Linked DNA regions of Homo sapiens: region 2 is linked to region 1. The links are chromatin contacts, found by Hi-C or POLR2A ChIA-PET in ENCODE. All regions are on one chromosome and are shown on one strand. Each heading gives the region's core, a stretch centred on a gene start or an enhancer-like site at or near the end of the contact. The rest is flanking DNA. Distances are from core to core; before and after follow the strand shown. Region 1 holds the start of MEIS1 (Meis homeobox 1). Region 2 overlaps LOC107985891 (a long non-coding RNA gene).

Evidence for each region. Hi-C counts contacts between places; a loop is a spot of excess contacts on that map. ChIA-PET counts read pairs that join two places held with the same protein, here RNA polymerase II (POLR2A). Pooled maps may share reads with other maps.
Region 2: a pooled map shows a loop between it and region 1 (6-fold over the local background). The contact joins the enhancer-like site here to the promoter of MEIS1 in region 1. A Hi-C loop is called at or near these places in 2 of 168 maps with a recorded cell type or tissue (MCF 10A and gastrocnemius medialis) and 6 of 50 pooled maps. POLR2A ChIA-PET finds 5 or more read pairs at or near these places in 2 of 52 experiments (BJ and MCF 10A).

What each region holds. Positions count from the first base shown.
Region 1 is chr2:66,432,586-66,438,081 of GRCh38, reverse strand. MEIS1 (Meis homeobox 1) reads right to left here and starts at 2,957. Exons shown (of 13, transcript NM_002398.3): 1 at 2,214-2,957; 2 at 119-345. The coding sequence starts at 2,225. MEIS1-AS3 (MEIS1 antisense RNA 3) reads left to right here and starts at 4,612. Exons shown (of 4, transcript NR_046438.2): 1 at 4,612-4,791. RefSeq lists enhancers at 2,998-3,097, 2,685-3,561, 4,431-4,783, a promoter at 2,659-3,199 and a silencer at 3,806-3,905.
Region 2 is chr2:67,448,323-67,453,818 of GRCh38, reverse strand. The region is part of intron 2 of LOC107985891 (a long non-coding RNA gene); the gene reads left to right. Among named protein-coding and RNA genes, the nearest start is that of ETAA1, 54 kb to the right of the region's middle. Within about 2 kb of position 2,183, at least 3 of the 41 ENCODE cell types and tissues checked have a DNase peak (open chromatin) inside an H3K27ac peak, as active enhancers do.

The DNA of each region.
Region 1 (5,496 bases), core at 1,708-4,207:
AAAGTCACCAAAGATGTACCTCCAATCCAGAGAACTCTGACTTTCCTCTTACCAAGGGCACAGAGAAAGAGGGAAGCGTTGAGTCTCAACTACTTAACCTGCTGCCCATTGTACCTACCCATAAATGGCATCTTTATCTCTCTTTAAAGCGTCATTGACAGAGGAGCCCATGCTGGGGGCCATGGCGTTGGTATGAGCTGTGTGCGGGTACTGATGCGAGTGCAGAGGAGGCCCGTGGTTCAGGTGGTGGACCGGCTGCATGGACCTGGCTGCATGCGGGTCCCCATACATCGTGGAGGGGATGCCTACTCCATCCATGCCCCCGTAATGGGGTAGATCGTCGTACTGCATGACAAACAGGAGAGAAAGAAGGTTCAGGAGGCCAGGCGGGCAAATGGGAGAACGGCAAGGCACCGAGCTTATATAAGGTCAATACAGCTGGGTCCTTCCACCCGGAATTCGGTGGCCTTGCATCTATAAAGCTGAGTTTTTCTTATTTTAAAATTAAAGCTTTAAGTAAAAAATACAGAATTCTCAGCGAGACTCGTCTGGGATGAATGATCTTGCCCTAACTTGTGTCCCTATCAACTAGTTTAGAAATTCAGGCTCCTTTGGCAAGAAGGAAAGAAGAAAGAAAGAGAGAAAGAGAAGCATTCTCCCGAGGGTAGAAGGTGAAACGGGCATGTCTCTGGAGGAAGAAATTCAAAATCACAATAATAAAACGTGCCAGGACACTGCAGCAAACCCGCCTAGTTTCACAGCCCCTTCACATCAGGGGGAATTAAAAAAAAAAAAAAAAGTTACGATGGGAACAGCTACGCAAAGCACGTGAATTTAGACAGGCTTCTCATTTTATTTCCCTGCCAGCGTGAGGTTAGGCAGTCCTACAAGACACTGCATTTCTTTTGCTTTCCAAGACAAACTCTGCTAAATTATACAAAACTAACTGACCCCTTATAAGTGAAACTCAAAGGAGGGTAGCTTTTCCTGAACATCAGAGCTGAATTTAGAATTGGGCAATTCCCCACCCCCAAAGTTAAAGAAAATCTATAGTTGAAGCAGCTAATATTCTATTTTCTTATTTACTCTTATGAACTTTGTTTCCAGACTAGAAGTCAAGGAGGCAAATGTTACTCACCAGGTTTAAAGCAAATTCAAAAGCAAATGCACAACTTTCCATCTTCCTCTTCCAGAAAAAAAAAAAAAAAACTACTTTCATATTGATTGTCATTATTTTGTGTGTGTGAAATTTAGCTATTTAGGTTTTTCTAATTGGTTCATTCCAGGCAGTTATTTTCCCAAGATTTGGAGGCGCTGAGAGTGAAATGATTTTCAAAGAAAGGAGGAATTGCCACTTTCATCTCCTTAAAGCCAGAGGTGTGAAAAGAGTTTGGAAGAACGCTGACATTTGCCTGAACCAAAGGAGTAAAGAAAACTGTGTCAGCCTAGTAACTTTCTTTTGCAAACAGGGCTTTGAGGGCCAGGACACAAATTATGCAAGGAAGGCTTTTTGTAGACCCCCTTTCTTTTAAGAAACTACCTCAGTTGGGTTGTCATTGTCTCACTTTACTCTCACTGCATTTCCATTGAAAAAGGAATATGGGGAAATTAGTATTGCATTTTTAAAGTGAGTAACTGTGTGCTTAGTATTCAATTAGTAGAGGGCTTATCTAAGAGAAACTTGCAAAATATTGCCTTGTATACAAGTCTATACAAATTGAAATTACTATAAAAAGATGAATGTTTTCTGACCAAAAAATTGGCTATACTATGACAAAGTTATTTCCTTTAAAAAGCTGAATACTTCTAGTGATATTAAAGATGAGCATAATCAATAACATATCAGAAGTTTCCAGCTGCATATTTTAGTTTAAACATAACTTTAAACTTCTGATCTCTGAATGTTCAAATTACAGCTTTAGGTATCTAGCTTTTTTAAAAAAAAACCCAGATGATTGTTTGAGCTTGCATTTTTATTTATATAGCTGCTGGTTAGGAATCTATAGATAAATAGATTCCTTTAATTAACAACTCCAAGTAACATACATAAGTCTACAAATGCATTGAATAAATCCTCTCGCTTAGGCCACGGCTTTAGGAGCCTCATTTTTTAAAAGAGAGAGAGAAAAAAAGGAAACTTTTTAGCAGTGTCTTTCGGCCACGTTTCAATTTAATCTCACATTTGAGTTCCACAATTGTTTTTTAATACGTACCCTTTGCGCCATCGGCCTCTCTGGCTCCCTTCCTACTTCAACTTCTAATATATCCTCTTTAAGGCCAGTGTGAAAAGAAACAAATATTCAAACTCCCCCGGAAAAAAAAAAAAAAAAAAAAAAAAGCACGACGAAAAATCCCTTAACGTCTCCAGCAACGTGAGCTACTGGTCCCAGATCTTCGGTCTACGGGACCTGAAGCAAAGCGCCCGAGTCACTGAGCATAAAAGCGCTCCGTTTCCAAGACAGCAGCGGGGGCAAAAAAAAGCAGATCTTCTCTCCCCCAAAAATCAGTTTAAAAAAAAAAAAAGAAAGAAAGAAAGAAAAGGAAAAAAAAGAGCGCCCCTCAGACCCAACTACCAAATCTCATGGCTTTCTGCCACTCCAGCTGTCAATCACAGGCGAGGTTGTCAACGTGGTGAATGAATGATCATCCGCTCTGTCTTCTTCTGGTCAGAACACCTCAAATGTTAATATTCAAATGCACAAAGCCCTAGCGCTCGCTTCCCTTGAATCAGTCCTAATTCCTAATCAGTTTCTCTCTTCTCTCTCTCTCTTTCTTTCTCTCCCTCTCTCTCCCTCTTTGCAAGTGCTGCACTGGAAGGAGATTAGAGAAGGAGGGTTAAAAAAAATGTCTGTCTGAGTTTGTCTTAAAGGAGCCACGATCGATGCTGCCCGCTTGCAGTCCCCGTGCGTGTGTAAAGTGTGTGTTGCACAGGCGGAGAGGTGGATTCCGACCAGAATGCTAGAACCCGGAAGTAGTGGTGGCCATAACAGGTCGCGTCTTACACAATGCATTGGGCTGCAGCAAGTAGGCTCCTCGGCAGGGGTGGGTGCGCGAAGCGAGCTCTGGCCGCACTGGAGAGGCAGAGAGGCGCTCCATTAAATCGCACGCCCAGGCACAAACACCACACACCCAGGGCACACGCACACAAACGCAGGCAGTAGCCCGCGGCCGCCAGCTTTATTTTCAGTATTCTTTTCTCTCCCTCCCCCTGCAGACTCTCTCCCCAAAGCCGACTCTCTTGAAATAAATTGGGAATCAACGCCGGGCAGGCAGCAGCGGGAGTTATTTTGCACAGGGCTCCGCGCATAGACTTCATGACTTTCCTCGAAATTATTGGGGTCTGCCAGTGTTTTTCGGGGCAGGGGGTGATGCGCAAAGTACTGAATTCTCAGAACTAAACACTGCAAGGAGAAAAGTCAAAGCGGGATCGTGGAGGAAAAGGAGGGAGAAGCCAGGTTGGGAAAGCCTCTGCTAAGGAGTCCTGAGAACATGGGGTTGAGGTGGCTCGGGCTTTCTGCAGACCCAGCTTAGAGGTTTCTTTGCTGTTAGAGGTGGACGCCCGGCCGGGGGAAAGAAAATGCTAGCATTTTGTCACTTCGGGTCTGGACTCCCCCACCTCCTAGCCCCGGCGGCTCCCAGCCCCAGCCCAGGCGTCCTGCGCGAAGTAGAGAGGAAGGGAGGGAACAATGAGCTGAGCGCGGGGAATGTGCCCCCAGCGCCTGTTTACAAACACCAAGCTATTTATGATCGTCGGAAAGCGAAACCCGGCGCGGGCTCGCAGCAGCCCAGACCTCGCGGGCGGAGCCGGGGCCGGGGAGCCGCTGGGAGGGAGGCTCTTTCTCCGACCCGCTCGGGGTGAGGCGGCCGTGCGCCCAGGGCGCGGCGCGGCGCGGCGCGACGCTGCCGGAGTGCTAGGCTCCGGCTGCAGCCACCGCTGCCTTTGTCTTAGAGGCGCCGAGGGGCTCCAGCCTCGACCTCTCCCGGGCCTGTAAGAACCTCGCGCCCCACTAGCTCTTTCTCCAGCGAAGCCCTGCCCTCACCACCCCAGACATCCTTCCCCGCGCTCCTCTTTCCCGTCCCCAACCCGGCTCGGCGAAACCTCCCAGTGCCAGAGAAAAAGAAATCCGCTTCGGAAGCTGAGATTTCAGACAAAAGCTGCCTGTACCTACAACTCGGAGGCTCCAACCAACCACTGTTTTTTGTTTTGTTTTGTTTTTAACTTTAACACCTATTGCCTGGGCTTTAATTCCCCCTCACCCCTTCTCTTTATTCTCCCGCTCTAAGCTTCTCCCTTGTGATTATATTTAGTGGCGTTATTTTCGTATTTATATTTCTGTCCGCTGGGCTCTGATCTGCCGAGATGGCTCAGCCGCAGCAGCTCTACCAGTGGCTGGAAACCTCACATCCACAAGCAGGGCTCGCAGCTCGCTCGGCTCCGAGAGGATTTTTCCCCCTCCCTCCAGCTGAAACCTCGCAGAAAACTCCCCCTGCGGTCGACTGGAAAATGAGCTCACCCAAATCTCGGTAGGCAGCCGTGGAGGAGTGCTCGGCCAATCAGGAGGCGCCCCCGCCCAGGCCGCCGCGCATTGGCTGCGGGGAAAATCAATTATCAAATAATCGATCAGCAGGGAGCTTCGATCTGCGGGGAATGCGAACTGCCAGTCCCTATTCCCGCCCTGAAGGTGGCCAAAAGGCTGACTCCCTCCAAGCAGCCCGCCCGCGCCTCCATCGCCCCCACCCACGTCCCACTCGCCAGCTGCGGACTGAACCCTCACCCTCAAGGGGGTGTAGGTAGGGAAAGAGTTTTGAGCAAGATTGGGGGTATCCCTTCATCCGAAGATTGTTTGGGAAAGGTTAGGAGCTCTAAAATGTATTGAAGCCAACTCTTAAGCGCAAAGTAAAAGATAATTTGCGTCCGTCTGCGAGGTAGGACTGAAGATTCTATAGAGTGGGCTTCCGAGGAGCAGGAGACACAGGGCGAGCATGAGAACATAGGTCTGGAATGAGGTTCCACCGAGCGTCCGTAGTCTCCTTAGGCGACATCTATCGCTTCCTTTAGCACTTCGCAGGAGTCAACGCGGGGTTGGTTGCCCCCAACAGTGGAGCGTTTCCATAAAGCCGAGCAGATGAGCCTTCCCAGCCGCCTGCACTGCACCCTTCCCCGCCCCCAACTCCGTACTGGCACCCTGTGTGCCTGAAGGGCTGACACACGTTCTCCCAAAACCTTCAGAAGCGCTTTGCCTTGAAAGAGCTCTCCCTCGTGTGTGTGTGTGTGTGTGTGTGTGTGTGTGTGTGTGTGTGTGTGTGTGTGTGTTTAAACCATCTCCAGGATCCCTTATCATTTGCTTCCTCTCTCCTTTTTCTCTCTGTTTCTCCCTGTCTTTTTTCTGACGCTTAAGTTTCAGGATCTTTTAGTTTTTTTCCATCACATACATGTGTAGGTTTTCTGGTACAAACGCCCTGAAACATCACTTGGGAGGTTAAGACAGGCCCGCG
Region 2 (5,496 bases), core at 934-3,433, 1.0 Mb before region 1:
GCGATAGGGTTGAGTTTTGTGGAGTATTGATGTAATAAAGAGTTCTCTTTGGAAGTAGGTAATTTTGAGATGCCCGAGTGGAAGTGTCAAGATCACATCTAGATCATTAGATGTGATCTAGTTGGTTATTGGAATCTGAGTAAGCTCAGCAGTAAGGTCTTGACTAGTCTTGTCAACTTGAGCATTGTCAGCTTCTAGATGGTATTTTAAACTATGGAAATGGATGAGCTCCCCCAAGGCATGAGTGCAGAAAGAGAAGAGGGACTGGAAAGCACCCAGCTGAGTCACCATTTAAAAAGATTTTTTAAAGATAAGCAGTAAGCATTTGTGTAGAGATCAGAGAGTCTGCTCCAGAACACTGGAGCAAATGATCCAAGATGAGATATAAAAGGCCTTCCTTTCCTCATACCCTAAACTGTGTTAAATTGAGACATTCGTTTGTGAGGGATTGCTTCATTGTTGTTTTTTTTTTTGTTTTCTTGTTTTGTTTTGTTTTTTCTTAGTGAAGCTTTCAATTTGAAAAGCCAAGCGATTGATTTGAAAATGAGTATAATAAAATATTTAAAAGAGGCAGGGGGACCTGCTACTCTCACTGCTGCCTCAGGGCCTTTGCAGTTGCTGTTCCTTCTGTCTGGGATACTCCACCCTCAGAAGACATATGGCTCACTCCTTATGTTCTTCTGGGGTCCGTGCAAATGTCACCCTTTCAATGAGGACTTTACTGACCACCTTATTTAGAATAGGAACCCCATCACTATCTATCCCCCTGTATCTGCTTGATTTTTCTCTATAGAATGTATCACCATGTGATATACACTTACTTGTTTATTTGTGTATTTCGGTCTCCTGTCACTAGAATGTAAGCCCCATGAGGGCAAGGATTTTGTTTTGTTTTTCTGCTGTGACCAGAACATTCAGAAAAATGCTTGACACACAATAGGTGCCTAATAAGTATTTGAAAAAAAAAAATGAACGAGCAAAGGTTCATTATAATGCAAAAAAAATGATTTTTTTTAAAAAAAAGAATAACCGGCCGGGCATGGTGGCTCATGCCTGTAATCTCAGCACTTTGGGAGGCCAAGGTGGGTGGATCACCTGAGGTTGGGGGTTCAAGACTAGCTTGACCAACGTGGAGAAACCCCGTCTCTACTAAAAATACAAAATTAGCTGGGCGTGGTGGTGCATGCCTGTAGTCCTAGCTACTCAGGAGGCTGAGGCAGGAGAATTGCTTGAACCTGGGAGGCAGAGGTTGTGGTAAGCCAAGATCACACCATTGCACTACAGCCTAGGCAACACGAGCAAAACTCCATCTAAAAAAAAAAAAAAAAAAAAAAGAATAACCAATGAAATAGGAGGAAAACCTGGAGGTATTTCAGAAGCCAAAAGAAAAAAAGGGACAAACAGAGTTATCAAATATGTTGAACGCTTCTACAGAGCCCAGTGAGATCACAAAGCAACTTGATCATCAGATTTGCCACCATGAGAGTCATTGCTGACTTGACGAGAGCAATTCCAGAGTAGTGGTGGGAGCAGGAGTCAGAGTGATTAGGGCTGAAGAAAGAATGGGAGGTGAGGGAGTAGAAACTGTCAGTAGGTAATCAACCTGAGAAGTTTTGTTGTGAAGAAAAGTAGACATACAAGGCAGTAGCTGAAGGGGACTATGAGACCAAAGGAGGGTGTGTTATTAATGTCTTCTCTGGATTTTTAAAATGGTGTATTGATTATCATCTGCTGCAGTAATGCTGCTTAAAAAACATCCACAAGGCCAGGCACCGTGGCTCACGCCTGTAATCCCAGAACTTTGGGAGGGCAAGACCAGAGGGTCGCTTGAGCCCAGGAGGTAGAGGCTGCGGTGAGCTATGATTGTGCCACTGCATTCCAGCCTGGCAACAGAGCAAGAATCTGTATTTTTAAAAAGTAATTAATTAATTAAAAATCCACAAAAATCTTAGCAGCATTGGACAACACACATTCATTTATTCTCTGTCTGGAGTCATTAGCTAGGTGGCTCTGCTCCATGTCTGAATTTTGGCTGGTTGTTGGTTGATCTAGGCTGTCCTCAACTGGGATGACTGGGATGACTTAAGCATGGCTCATGTCCCTTATTCTCTAGCAGGCTAGTCTAAGCATGTTCTCATTGTGACGTCTAGAGCATGACACATAAACAGAAACAGGCGAGTCTTCCTGAGCCCTAGGTTCAGAACTGGCACACTGCCACTTTTTCCTCATTCTGTTGACCAAAGCAAGTCAGGAGCCCAAACTAGAGTCGAAGGAAGGTGTGATATGTATTGTGAAATATATATTTGGTTTTCCTCCCATTTCCTGACATACAACCCCTAAAATCTTTAGAATCTCTAGCTGATGTCTTTTTGTATGCTAATGACGGCTGGGAGCCCCTAGGCAGCTTCATGATGAGGACTGTCACTGGAAAGACCAAGGCAGATTAGAGGGTTGGAACTTTCAGCCCACACTGGCAACTCTGGGAAGAGAAGAGAGGTTGAAGGTTAAAGAGGATCACCAATGGCCAATGACGTAATCAATCATACTTATGTAACAAAGCCTCTATAAAAACCTAAAAAAACAGGGTTTGGATGAGCTTCCAGATAGCTCATGTGGAGTTTCCTGGAGGGTGTTGGGCCAGGAGATGGCATGGAAGCTCCAGGCCGCTTCCCCTTACCTCACCCTATGCATCTCTCCGTCTGTATTTTTTGTAATAATCTTTGTAATAAATCAGTAAATGTGTTTCCCTGAGTTCTGTGAGCCATGCTAGCAAATTAATCAAGCCCAAAGAACCCTGTTTTATAGTTTTATAACCAGTTGGTCACAAACACATAGGTAAAATAAAATATCCTGGGGCTTGTAATTGGCATTCAAAGTGTGTCGGGGCAGGGGGCAGTTTTGGGGACTGAGCCCTCAACCCACAAGATCTGATGCTATCTCCAAGTAGATAGTGTCAGAATTGAATTGGAGGACAGCCAGCTGGTGTCCACTGCAGAACTGATCAATTGCTTGCTGGTGGGGAGAAATCCCCACACATCTGGTGTCAGAAGTGTGTTGTGAGAGGATAGTGAAAGAAAGATTTTTTTTTTTTTTTTTTTTTTTTTACTTAGGAGGTATTTCAATTACTATTGCAATGAAATAAACTATCCCAAAACTTAGCGACATGAAATAATCATTTCATTATGCTTATAATTTCTTTGGGTTGGGAACTCAGACAGGACACAGTGGGCTTGGCTTGCCTCTCTGCTCCATGATATCTGCAGCCTGAGCTGGGAAGATGCAAAGGCTATTGGCTGGAATCACCTAGAGGCATTTTTAGTTATGTGTGACGGTGATGTTGGTTGTCAGCTGGAACTATAGCTGAGGCTGTTGCCAGGTCCATGAGTGTGTGGCTCCTCCTTGTGGGTGAGGCTTTCTCACAGCTTGGCGGCCTCAGAATATTTGGACTTCTTTTTGTCTTCGTTGTTTTTTTTTGTTTTTGTTTTTGTTTTTTTGAGATGAAGTCTCGCTCTTTCGCCCATGCTGGAGTGCAGTGGCACGATCTTGGCTCACTGCAACCTCTGCCTCCCAGGTTCAAGTGATTCTCCTGCCTCACCCTCCCTAGTATCTGGGACTACAGGCGCGTTCCACCATGCCCGGCTAATTTTTTGTATTTTTAGTAGAGACAGGGTTTCACCATGTTAGCCAGGATGGTCTCGATCTCCTGACCTTGTGATCTGCTCATCTCGGCCTCCCAAAGTGCTGGGATTACAGGCATGAGCCACCTCGCCCAGGATTGGACTTCTTAAATGGCAGCTCAGGGCTCAAAAGGCTAGTGTCCTGGTGAACAAGGCCAAAGCCATGTCACCTTTTATGACCTGTCACACTGTATCACTTCTTACACATTTTATTGGCTATGAACTGTAGGGGAGGAAAAATTCCTTTTCTCACCCATTGCAAGGGTCATGGCTGACACCCCTATAACAAAAGACAAATAAGAGAAAAGCATACAGATATATTTAATATAAGTTTTATGTTACATAGGCGCCTCCAGAGAGGAAGACCCAAAGACCCAGGGAAAACTGTGGACAGTCACATAGAAATATGATTAGAAGACAAAAGGATGTGATCTAATGGCAATAAACTGGGTGAGGTGGGGTGAGACTTTAGCAAAGCCTTTTTCATTCAGACTCTTCTTGACCTCTCTGTGTGACATTTCTTTTCTCCAGGTGTAGGTCAGGACACCTGCCACAGGAAGGTCTTCAGGGGAGAAAGGGTCAGAGAATGACCTTCCTATGTTTTATGTCCTGCTTTATGGAAGGAAGAGTGAGGGGAATTTCAGTTTCTATGACCTGCTTCAAAAGAGAGGGGACAGGAGCAGGTCAGAGAGATCTTCCTGCTTCCGCAGATTTTGTCAATTTCCTTAAATGGAAACTACTTAGTATGCCATGGTGCCATATTTTGGGGGTAGCATTTCCTGCACACCACCAGAAAGAACCAATTATCAAGGCTGCTCTAGATTCAAGTACAGGGGAATTACACTCCGCTGCTTGACTGGAAAGCAGTAAGTTTAAGAAGAGGTGGGAACAGACACATGTGCAACTGTGAAAGAAGATCCAGCAGTTTACTTTGTGATACTTTTTGGGGGTCTGTAAACCAAATTGTACTTCACTGGATGTTGCTCTTCCCTGTCTAGTCATTCTACCTGAGAGCAGTTGACAAAGACTATAAGGCTCTTTACCCTATCCGCCCCCACCAAAAAAGGTATTTTTCACATGAGAATGGAGGCTTCACAATAAAGATTTCATCCAAGTTGACTCTATGTGGTTGATTTTGAGGTAAAGTCATTGAAGATGCTCATAGGCGTGGCTGCTGTGAGAAAGCTTCTCTATATTTACAAGCTATAATACAGAGAATATACCTGCAAGTCTCAGCAAGCACAGTGTTAAAAGGGGTGATTCTAAATGTCTGAGTCAGTGATATCCAGAGCCTTCTCCTGGGACATTTCTAGGGTGACCTTGACATCCAGAAACTCCAGTGCAGCAGTGCCTCACAGACTATATTTAACTTAAGATTAATTTTGCAAGGCTATGATAGGTCTTTGCAAGTATTTGATCATGCAGTATAACTTTGGCCATAGATATCTGCATAGGACTGATTTCATTTCTTAAATTTACATGTAACTTATGCCATTATTTTAACAAATCACATTTATATAGGTTTGTATGCTAAACCTAAGCAGCTAGAAAATAAACATAACTTTTAAAAGTAGGTTTTTCCTTTTCTTATAGGTTTTCTGAACTAGACTACTGAAGATAAGACCACTGAAAATAAGTTGACATCTGTTATAAATTTATACTATATATTTATGGTATCTAAAACCATGTACAACTATATATAATACAATAAATATATATGATAAATTTTATGTATATATTATATATTATTTATACATTATAGATTAATATATATTTAATATATTTTAAACCAATTCATTTTAAAAAGAAAGTTTCAATT